2 separate regions of the Mus musculus genome follow, and region 2 is linked to region 1. Evidence: chromatin contacts called from ENCODE Hi-C data. All regions are on one chromosome and are shown on one strand. Each heading gives the region's core, a stretch centred on a gene start or an enhancer-like site at or near the end of the contact. The rest is flanking DNA. Distances are from core to core; before and after follow the strand shown.

Region 1 (5,622 bases), core at 1,949-4,448:
ACAGTCCAGGGGCTGGGTAATATTGGAAGTGATGGGGGATGGTTTTCAGAGAGGATACAATAAGATGAAGTGGGCCAGAAGTTGTCTAGGCATGGAGGGGGACCATCTGGATAAAGGTGGTAATGAGGGTGCTGAGGAAGAGACAGATATGGACAGATTGACACTCACAATGAATTTGGGCACAGTCATTCCACTGTCTGTGAGAAAGCACAAGGAGCAGTGAGCTACTTGGGAGATGACCTAAGTTTTAGTTAAAAGGAATCAAATATGGGTGTGTCCCAAGAGCATCCAAGGGCAAGGGCAAGTTGGTACCTCTCGAGTCAAGGGCTGGTGGCAGATTTCTGAAATATTCTAAGGCTATTATGCTCATCTTTTGATTGAGCAAATTTACTTGTAGGAATTTCTCCCAAGGCTGTAACTAAGGATGCATGTAAAGATTTATCTATCAAATTGCTTATTACCCCTAAAAGAATGGGATATTTTATGAATGACCATGAAAATGAGTAACAGTTAACAGAAGAGTGTCGCTTATGCCAGTTCCAATATACCCACACAATGGAATTTTACTCCAACAAGAAAAGGGACATTAGTCCAATGTAGTGGTATGCACTGGTAACCCCCAGTGCTCAGGAAGCTGAGGCAGGGGTCTTACAAGTTCAAGGCCAGTCCGGTTTACATAGTGAGAATGTGTTTAAACTGAGTATTGTAAATAAACTGTTTATTGACATGAAAACCATTAACATTATTATGATGCACACAGTTTTTGTTGTGGAAAAAAAAAAAAAACCAAACGAAATAATGTCAGGGTAGGGACTACTGCTAGGTTAGAAGTCCTAGGTTCAATTAGCAGGACTGGAGGATTGGGGTGGGGGGTGGGGGGTGGGGGGCAGAGAGAAGAGAGGGAGGGAGGAGGAGGAGTGAGAACAGGTTCAAGGATGCAAGGCTGCCCAGTAACCTCGCTGTCTACATGCCTTCTGTGCATGCAGTTGCCTATGTCCCAAGTGTCTCTTAAACATCTTTGCTACAATGGCAGAATTCTGGAAATGTGTTCATCTTTATGCTGGAGTAATCCTTTCCTTAAGTCAGTTGAGCAAAATTTACAGGAGGTGGCTGATTCAAACTGAGACCCTGCACCAGACTCAAGTCCCAGCAGGCCACATTGTTAATCATCTGACCTTCCCTAGGGGGACAGAGAGAGACTATGCAGGTGTGAACTTCCCAAACGTGCCAGCCTTGACAAGATAAGGAAGTCCCACTCCGGTTTCACCTTCTTTGAAATGAGCTATGCCCTCTTTGTTCCGATTCTGCCTCTTCAGCCATTTTCTGTCTAGAAAGCTGAAGCGCTTCTGTGTAGCTCATCAGATCACTCAGTCTATTACCCAGAACGAGCTGTTGCTTGATTCCCAAATCACAAAGAAAAACCAATTAAGATCACAACTAAATCTGTTCTCTTATTGGTGTTTGACACTGACAATAGAATATCCCTACAGTACCAAGAAGCTTAACAAATATTGCCCATCTTCTTTCCCTGCTGGACCTAGATTGCACCCCCAGAATCGATTTGGTACTCACAGAGGGAAACAATGGTTTTTGCCGTACACTGACAGGCTCTTGGAATCCTGTTGCCTAGTGAGTGTGGCTGAGCCAGAGGGGCTGGCCAGCTTTGCTCCCTCCCTGATTACACGAGTTCCAGACCCAGTTTGCTGTCTTTTCCTGGTAGCATCCAGCCCGGTACAATGCTTTGCAAGTTTCCAGCGCGATAGGGTTTGGCTGGCTAGGTTCGTGTTGCTTTTACTACTTAGCCAACCATAGATTACTCAAAGGCTGGAGGATTACTCAAGATCCCGTTTACGCAGATCCCTTGGAATTCTTTTTTTCTCTCCTCCCGGTTTGCAGCTCTGGCAAGGTTTATCTTCAGTTGCCAAGGAGATGAGCAGTGGAGGAGGATGTGGACCTCTAGGCTTCTTGTCAACTTTGGAGGACGGCAGAAGGATGAAGGGGCTGACAGCATACAAGTCACCCTCCCCAAGCAAAACTGCCAGAACTCCGGTTAGGACAGCTTAGGGGGTCAAGGGAGCTGAAGAGGCAGACAGACCCAGATCTTCTACTCAGCTGTCTACTCTTGTCTACCCTTGCCTTTATTCAGGAGTTCCCAGAAGGGTCATTTTTGCTTCCCTGACTGGCAAGGAGACTAGCTTGCCTGTGGGAGCATCTGGGTAGGTGTGGAAGCCAGCGTAGCACTGAAGAAAAGATCTTTGGATTGTGGGTTAGGAGACCTGTGTGGTGTATTCCAAGTTGGCTAAGTTCTTAGAGCCTCAGTTTCCACATTTGCAAATAGGAAATAGCTACACAGGCCCTGTCCCCCATCCGAGCCCATGGCTGTTACTAGAACCACATGGGATTTAAAACACATGAACAGGCAAAGGGCTCCTTATAAACGCCAGGTGTTCCCACAGCTGTCAGTGGTGTTTCCTCTTAGTAACTATGCTCCAAAGTGGTCCTGCTCGCCCCACCCTGGCTGCATCGGCCTCACCCACTGCTAGCAACTCCATCTTTTCCATCGCTGTCTTTCTGTGCCCCAGACATCCTCAGTCTCTGCATCTCCCTAGTTCATTTCCGGGTCTGGCTCTGGGTCCCTCCGTCCTCTCTAGGGACTCTGTCTCCAGTTCCCTGCGGCAGTAGCGGTCGGGGCGCCCCCCACCCGGCGCGCCCTCCGTTGGCACCGTCGCCGGGCCACAGAATCGCCCAATAAGAGCGCCGGACTCGAGTCTGACAGCTCTGGAAGCGGCCAATAGAGCCGGACCAGAGAAGGGGGGAGCAGCACCGTAGCTGAAGTTGGGCTGAATGGGGGTGGGGGAGAAAAGGGTAATAAAAAGAGGGGAGATAGGACTGGGGTCGCAGGACCCGATCGGGGGTGGATTGCCCGCTACCCAGGTCCGACGAGGGATCCGCCCGTTGACCCGGCTCCAGGCACCAGGGAGGGAGGGGCGCAGTGAAAATATAGGTGAGGAAGGGGAGCGGGGGTCCCTGCGGCTCCCGGGCCCGGCTTGAGTATGTTCGCGGGGTGCCGGGGCCAGGACGCGGGCGGCGGCAGGGCAGAGGGCGGAGGCGGCCGCACGCCGCTGTGAGCCGAGGCCCGAGCGGCGCGGGGGGCGGGGAGGCGGCGGGAGGAGGGGATGCGGAGGGCGCTCCGGCGGCGGCGGCGGCGAGCGGGCGAGAAGGGAGGAGCGGCGCGAGCGGCCGGAGCGGCGCAGGGCCCGAGGCGTGCATGGCGCGCCCGGAGCCGGGCTCCCTCGGGCCCCTCGGGAGCGCCCCCGGGGCGCCGCGGCTCTTCGGCCGGCCCTTATCGGCCGGCTGCTGTTGAGCCGCAGCCCTCCATCGCTGGATGCCGTGGTCCCCGGGAGAAGCCCGCCTGCGTTGGGGCAGAACGGCGGCGGCGCTGCGCCGGATTCCGCCCTCCGCGTAGTGGTTCTGCGCTCGGCTACGGTGGGCCAGCCGCCGGCAACGAGGAACCCAGGGCTTGCGGAGCTAGCGACTCAACCCTCGGGACCTGCCGGAACGGGCCGGCCTGCTGGGTCTGGGGGACAGGAGGAGACGAGAGGGGAAGGGCCGCACCGCAGGAGCCGGTCCTCGCCCCCGCCCCCTGCGCGGGCACGCCGGAGGCTCTGTTCGCCTTTCGCGGGGGCCACGCTCCCACTCGCGCCTCCGGAGGTGGGGGATGCGGGCGACGGCCCCCCCGGGCTCCAGGACCCTCCTCCCCGGGGCTCCGGAGCTCTTGCTCCGCCCGCCGCCCCCTCCCCCGTCCTCTCCACCCCCCATCCCACCTCCCCACCCCTCGTAAGAAAATAATGCTGGCAGGAGCCTGCACCTCCCAGTCGCTCCCAGTGCGCTGCGAGCAAAGGGCACCCGCTGCGTCTCCGTGCCGGGACCCCTGCCGAGCCGCCCTCGCCGCCACCTTGCTGGGAGAGTCGCTGCTCTCGGCTTAGGCAAAAGCCACGAGCGCCGCGCCCGGGAACTGCCAGCTTCGGAGAGGCGCCGCCCGCAAGGACACCTCTCCGTCCCGCCTGCTCCTCAACTCCCAGCCTGAGCTCGACGCGAGCCAGGAGTCCGGACATCTCTGCGTCCGGCGCAGCAGTCAGAGCTGTCCCCACTGCCACCGCTCGGAGCCAACTCCGTCTCGGACCTGGGACTCTGGACTCTAATTCGTAGCTACTTCTCACCTCGGGGCTGCGCTGTCTCCCCGCTAGCCTTCCCGTTGTCCTCCACCGCTCAGGACGGGGGTGCCACGATGTCCCGCTGCTGCGCAGGGCCCCGGGCCTCCCTCGACGTGTGACCCTAGCCTGGTCCCCCTGCTTGGCTGTCCGCCCTCTCCTTGGAGACCCCCGGCCCGGCCCCCGGGGGAAGAGGAAGAAGACGACGAGGCCGAGGGGGGGATGTCCGGCTCCAAAAGCGTGAGCCCCCCGGGCTACGCTGCACAGACAGCGGCGTCGCCAGCGCCCCGGGGAGGCCCGGAGCATCGCGCCGCTTGGGGAGAAGCCGATTCCCGCGCCAATGGCTACCCCCACGCCCCCGGGGGATCAACCCGCGGCTCCACCAAGAGATCTGGGGGAGCGGTGACCCCACAACAGCAGCAGCGCCTGGCCAGCCGTTGGCGCGGTGGCGATGACGACGAAGACCCTCCACTAAGCGGTGATGACCCTCTGGCTGGGGGCTTCGGCTTCAGCTTCCGCTCTAAGTCCGCCTGGCAGGAGCGCGGTGGCGACGACGGCGGTCGCGGCAGCAGGCGGCAGCGGCGGGGCGCGGCTGGAGGGGGCAGCACCCGGGCGCCCCCTGCGGGCGGCAGCGGCAGTTCGGCGGCGGCCGCAGCGGCCGCAGGTGGCACAGAGGTGCGCCCCCGCTCGGTGGAGCTGGGCCTGGAGGAGCGTCGAGGAAAAGGCCGAGCGGCCGAGGAGCTGGAGCCCGGGACTGGCATCGTCGAGGATGGAGACGGGTCGGAGGATGGAGGCAGTTCTGTGGCGTCAGGCTCTGGGACCGGCGCGGTGCTGTCGTTGGGCGCCTGCTGCCTGGCCTTGCTGCAGATATTCCGCTCTAAGAAGTTCCCGTCGGACAAACTGGAGCGTCTGTACCAGCGCTACTTCTTCCGCCTGAACCAGAGCAGTCTCACCATGCTCATGGCCGTGCTGGTGCTTGTGTGCCTGGTCATGCTGGCTTTCCACGCGGCGCGCCCCCCGCTCCAGATAGCCTACCTGGCCGTGTTGGCAGCTGCTGTGGGCGTGATCCTTATCATGGCCGTGCTCTGCAACCGTGCAGCGTTCCACCAGGACCACATGGGCCTGGCCTGCTATGCGCTCATTGCAGTGGTGCTGGCCGTCCAGGTAGTGGGCCTGTTGCTGCCACAGCCACGCAGCGCCTCCGAGGGCATCTGGTGGACCGTGTTCTTCATCTATACCATCTACACCCTGCTGCCTGTGCGCATGAGGGCTGCGGTGCTCAGCGGGGTGCTTCTGTCGGCTCTCCACTTGGCCATCTCTCTGCACACCAACTCCCAGGACCAGTTTCTGCTGAAACAGGTAGGGCCCCACTAGGCCACACTTGATTGAGGGGTAGGCAGACCTCGACCTG
Region 2 (5,622 bases), core at 2,004-4,503, 52 kb after region 1:
ATTTAGGATGACTTCCTGAAGATTCTCAGAAGTGGAATTACTGGGTCAAAGAGTTTGAAGGCTTTTGACACATATTGCCAAATGGCTGTGATCAGAGCCAGTTCTCATTCCCACCAACAGGGCAAGCAGGCTCCAGTCTAGACGCATCCTGTGCTCCAGATGTGAAATGCCAGACAAGGGTGGTGGTTAGTGGGGGGCAGGGGGGAACCCAGGTCTCCAGCTTCCAGTTTGGATGTTGGGTCCTCTACCTGCTCCTAGTCTAATCCTGTTTCATGGGTTGTGTTGTGTTTTGTTTTGTTTTTGTTCTGTGAGCTGTGCCCCTAAGCCCTCCTGGTATGTGGTCAGTTCTGACACGGGAGGTTTGTGTGCCGTGTCTCTGGCACGTGCAGGGTGCCACATTGGTGGACTGGGGACATTCATGCTGACCCAGCTGTTTGTGACATCCCCTGAACCAGCGCATGCAAATAGTGCTGCGCACCGGTAAAGAACTGCACAGGCCCCTGTGCCATCGCAACTTGGCTATTCCAAAGTGTCTCTGGCTTTCAGCTTTGGCCTTAGGGCACAAATAGCTAAACAGAATGAGCTAATTTGCCATGCTAGTTCCTTGTAGAGTGAACCTGGGACATTTCTCAAAGATATTATGTATGTATATGTCATGGGAACTAGAAAAGGGTTGGGGTGGCCTGATAGCAAAGCTGTGTCGGTTCCTTCAAATCTGCTAAGAGGCCAGGTTTCATGTCAGGTTTTGTGCTTTTAACCATAATTTAAGAATATAATGAGCTTACAGAAGCAAAGCAGGATGAGGTGGCATCAGCAGTGAGAAGCTGAATCTCATGCAGACGGGACTCTCCCCACACTCTGTATGGGCAGGGACATTGTAACACACGGGTACCATCCAGAAATACCCAGCGCTCACAGGGGTCCCCCCAGTGCAGTAGAAACACAATGAGGGTGGGTGTTACATACTATAGCATACCTGGGCAATCAGAGGACAACCTCAAACATTGTTCCCTGCCTTCCATTTTGTTTGAGATATGGGTCTCTTGTCACTGCTATATACCCCAGGCTAGCCATACGCCAGGCTAGCCAGTCTCTGTAAGCTTCCAGTAGTTCTCCCAATTTCTGTCTTCTGTTGCAATTACAGATATGTGTGCCAGCACCTCCAGCTTTGCAACTTCACGTGAGATTTCACGTGAGATCTCAGGAGTCAGGCTCGAGTAGCAAGTGAACTGCCATGTTTCTCAAAAGTGAAAAGGAAATAGGTAAACTTATCTTAGTGAGATGCTGTCTTTAATCCAGTATGTCTCAAACACACTCATCGTAACATGTAACCAATGTAAAAAAAAAAAAAAAAAAATTCCCAGTAGCTGTTTTACCTGATCCTTCACACCTAGTCTATGACACTAAGCCTCTTACGGAGTGTCCCCCTCCCCACCCCAACACACACTGTAGAAATCTATGCACAGTGCTTCTTCATTGACCCTCACCTTACCCCAGCAGCTGTGATGGCCTGGAGGACGCCTGGAGATGATTTGCTCCCCTGAATCTCTCCTGAATCCAGCAGGGAAGCTGGGGTGCCTGTCTCTAAGGAGTCAGATGCTAGAACATGTGTGGCAGCTTCCTGCAGGCTCCGTCCACATGGGGCCTGCTAGAGCTTAATGGAGGAGAAAGGTCTCCCCTTGGCCAGCCGGTCCGTAAGATGTGGACCTGTCTGCAGATGGCCACTTAGTGTACAGTATTGTGGTAGTGCTGGTTCCCGTAAGGGAAGACTGCATGCAGCAGAGCTTGCTCAGCGGGTGAAAGCCAGAGTCCTAGCAGCAGGGAAGAGCATGGGCCAGGCAAACAGGATGGGGCTTGAAAACTGCCACAGAGTAACAATGGGGAGAGTAGTGAAACAGTTAAGTCGGATCCCATGGGCTGTAGCCAGGTGTTTGGATAAAAGTTACATTTCCGACTGCCCTTTGTTAGCTGTTTTGGAGCAGAAGATGTGCCTGGATTCTGAGCATGAAAGTGGGGATGAAATTAATATACAACATTGTCCAGACCTATCCTTACCAAATCATGGAGGACTGGATCCCTTCCTGGATCCTATGTGGCTTCAGCCAAGGAGACCTCCGAGTGACCCTGCCAGGCCATGAGATGGCTGTGCGTGACTGTCCTCAGAGGAGTCCTCAGTTCCTTGCCAACAGAAAGTGTCAGTCCGCAAAGAAGCCTTGCTTTTAGCCTAGAGGAGCATTTTTGTTACAAATCACCCAAAGGCCTCACTCAGTACTGGTGAGACGCTCTCCAGGTGCTGGGAGAGCTGGTTACCATGGCAATGGGCACACATCTGCCAGTGCTCTGTGCAGGAAGACAACAGATGGCTGGCTGTATTGGTACTCTAAGGCCATGGGGTACTGTATCCCAGACACAGAGGTGCCTGGACCCCAAGACACCCGGAAGTGCTGTTGTGGGCAGCCAGCTGGTCCCTTCTACAGCAAGGCTAACCCTGTGTTCCTGTTCCTACCCTTCTTTCACCTTCTGGCTCCACTCTTGAGTGGCTACCACACGTATTGTCTGCCTCCCACAGGGTCAGCTTCATTGTCTGCTTTGGTCATCCAGGCTCTTCAATCTGAGAAAGTGTTTATTTTCTCCAAGCCATTTTGTCAACCTCTTCCCTCCCTGCTTTGAAAAAGTCTGCTTGAAACAGCCTGTGGTGGGATATGCTAATCTCAGCCCTGGGGAGGCAAGTTTGAGACCATATTGGGTTACAGAGCAAGACTTTGTCTTGAAAACAGAAGCGAGAAGGAGGAAAAAGTCAGCTGACTTGAAAATCAAAGAATAAATGGCTGGGAGTAGGGAAGATTCTGTCCCAAAGGATGCTGGAGGACATTTAAGCCAGACATTAGGAAGAACTTTCAATTATGAAGATTAGAAGAGACAAGCCTGTGGCTGTCCTTGAGTCCGGGAGACATATGCAAGAAGCGGGACAAAAGCGATCCTGGGCATTTCTGGCCCTTGCCCTTCACTGTGCCACAGTATTGGCAGGGCTCCCCTTCCCTTCCACCTAGTTCCACCCATTCTTGGGAACACCAGGACAGAAACAAAGTTAGTTTTTCCAGTTACTGAGGAGCAAAGGCAGACAGGAGGCTTCTCAGGAGTCTGCAGTGGGCGTTGGTTCCCTGAAGTTTCCCCTTGTGTGAGGATCCCTATAGTCTGTGCGTCCACGTGTGCTGGAGAAGGCAGGAAGGACCTGCTCTGCTGCTGAGCCAATCCGTGCTTCTAAACTCACTGAGACTCCTGGTGAATGTGGCAGTCTTCCCACTGGGAACCCAACAGGCCAAGCCCCGGTGCACACAGGTTGCAGCCAAGCCAGAGTGGTAGGGTTCAGGAAGAGCCCCAGGAGGAAGCTGTGTGGTGAGGAGAATTCAATAGGTTGAGTGGAATCCTGGTAGGTGTCAGGAAATGAGGCAGGCCAAGAGGAGCATAGGGAAGCCCAAGGCAGGCAGAGGGCAGAGGGCAGACAGACATTTTCCCTTTACCAAACAGCCCAGCTCCTGTGTGTATCTGTGTTTTAAATATGTAACTTAATGCAGTTTTTACACAGAAAGATGGTTTCTTGTATCCCAGGCTGGCCTTAAGCTTATTATGTACCTGAGGATGGCTTTGAACCTCTACCCTCCAGGGCTGGGATTACAGATGTGTGCTTATACCCTGTATATGCAGTGTTGGAGTTGAACTCAGGGCTTCATGCTTGCTGGGCAAGCACTCTACCAACTGAGGTACATCCCCCCAACCCCCAACTTAGACAGCTTCCCCAAATGCCTTTTCTGTCGTCTTCTTCATTAGTAGGCTGTGACTTGTCACTTTTCAGTGTTTTCACAGAGCCTGCTGGAGCAGCAATCCCCACCCACCCTGACCCGCCCCGACCTGACCCGACCCCACCCCCACTGTCAGTTTGCTATTTCTAAACTGCAGGAGCCTGACAAGTGTATTCTTAGAATTTGTGCAAACTAACTGCCACCAGGTACTTAGTGATAACCTGTGATTAGCACTTATGGGTAATTCTTGGATGTGGGCGCATGGTCTAAATGACATCTGTTCTGTCTTGTAGGGTACTTTTCTGGCTGCTTCCTGCTTTGCAGTGCTATAGATGGGAGAGGTATTACTGTGGGACAGAATTTTTAAATTCATCCAAAAACAATGAGATCCCTTGGAAGGGCACATGAAGACACTTGGTTTGTTAAGGTGTTCTGATTAGAGATACTATCCTTTATTCCTAATTTTAAAAGTCTTAAAATCATATTGGGCTAAGGGGTTGAAAAAGAAATATTTTTTGTAAGTATAGAACACAATAGAACACACCAACATCTTAATAAACGTTGCTGCATATAGTGTTAGGCAGGGGTTCTTAGCCACCAGAGTTGGAGGGTGGGTGAGAGCAGGCCTCGGGAGGATGCACAAGAGCTACCAAGTGGGGTGCACCTGCACAGGTTAGGCATAGGATAGAAGGCACAGACCACCCTCCATACATACGATGCCCACCTCCAGAGGTCACCACCCCCAACATATAGATGAGGCCCTGAGCTTTTGGGCTTGGCTGCTCACCTGTCTGCTTTGTTTGCTGTCTCCAAGGGCCTGAAGTTCTGTCTTTCAAGCGTATGTCAGTTTAGACCAGTGTGTTTAAAGCCAGCGGCACATCCCTGCAGCTCTGCGGAGCGGGGGACCCTGGTGGTACTGATATCTTCCTGACCCCCAGTTGTACTTATCCTGGGGGTGGCATAACTAAGGGACAGCATGAAGGCCTCTGGGAGTCCCAGAGGTACTATGGGGTTGGTGGCATAGAGAGAAAGTGGTACGGAGAAGCAACACAAGCCTGGAAGCCAGGGTCTGGTTTCCTGTTTTTGGCTCGGGCACCCCTGGTCAGCTGATTGGTAGCCTGAGAGTTAGAGCTGGTCTGGTCTCCCTTCCTACCCTGTGCTGTCCATAGAGCCCAGTGCTCCCTAAGGTGTGTGCTCCATTGAAGTCCCAAGCTAGCTTGCAGGGTGACTGGGGGGATCACTCTCCGGTACACTCTGTTCTCTTTACCAATCATAAAAGCCACATCCTCCACTGGAGAGGGGAATCTGGAAGGAAGAGGAGGGAAGAAAATCACCCCTAATTCTAACCCATTTTGCTCTCTCCTTCTTGAGACCAGCTAACGCTGACATTAGCACAAGGTAGGATGTGCTGTTTGGATCCTTGCTTGCCCTGCCCCTGCCGGGACAAGCTGTGGATTTTTCTTAATTACACAGAGTGAATTAAGGCAAATATTCTAGATGAGAGGAGGCCATTCTGGCCTGGAGTGGGCTGATTTCCAGCAGCTGCTGGTACTGGCCCTGCCTTACCTCCCCAGAGTCCTGGTGTGACCAGGGAGGCTTTGGCCCTACCATGCCAGGATGGCCACGGCAGATGGCTCTGAGAATGGAGATGAGGGGCTTGCAAGCCTTGTGGAGGAGCTGGGCACACAGCCACAGAGGGCTGGTGGCAGAGTCATTGACCTCACTATGACCTGTCATCCTGTGGGGACCCTGGCATGCCACGCTGAAGCCTGCTGGAGAGCCATTCCTATCCCACCATGAATGGTGCCTCCACACCCCGAGT

Evidence for each region. A loop is a pair of places that touch in the nucleus more often than their neighbours do.
Region 2: a map of heart shows a loop between it and region 1 (2.0-fold over the local background). The contact joins the enhancer-like site here to the promoter of Adcy5 in region 1. A Hi-C loop is called at or near these places in 1 of 37 maps with a recorded cell type or tissue (heart).

What each region holds. Positions count from the first base shown.
Region 1 is chr16:35,151,666-35,157,287 of GRCm38, forward strand. Adcy5 (adenylate cyclase 5) reads left to right here and starts at 3,199. Exons shown (of 21, transcript NM_001012765.5): 1 at 3,199-5,570. The coding sequence starts at 4,434.
Region 2 is chr16:35,203,581-35,209,202 of GRCm38, forward strand. All of the region lies in intron 1 of Adcy5 (adenylate cyclase 5), which reads left to right. Among named protein-coding and RNA genes, the nearest start is that of Gm46550, 23 kb to the right of the region's middle. Within about 2 kb of position 3,254, at least 1 of the 3 ENCODE cell types and tissues checked has a DNase peak (open chromatin) inside an H3K27ac peak, as active enhancers do; it is heart, where a contact is called at or near this core.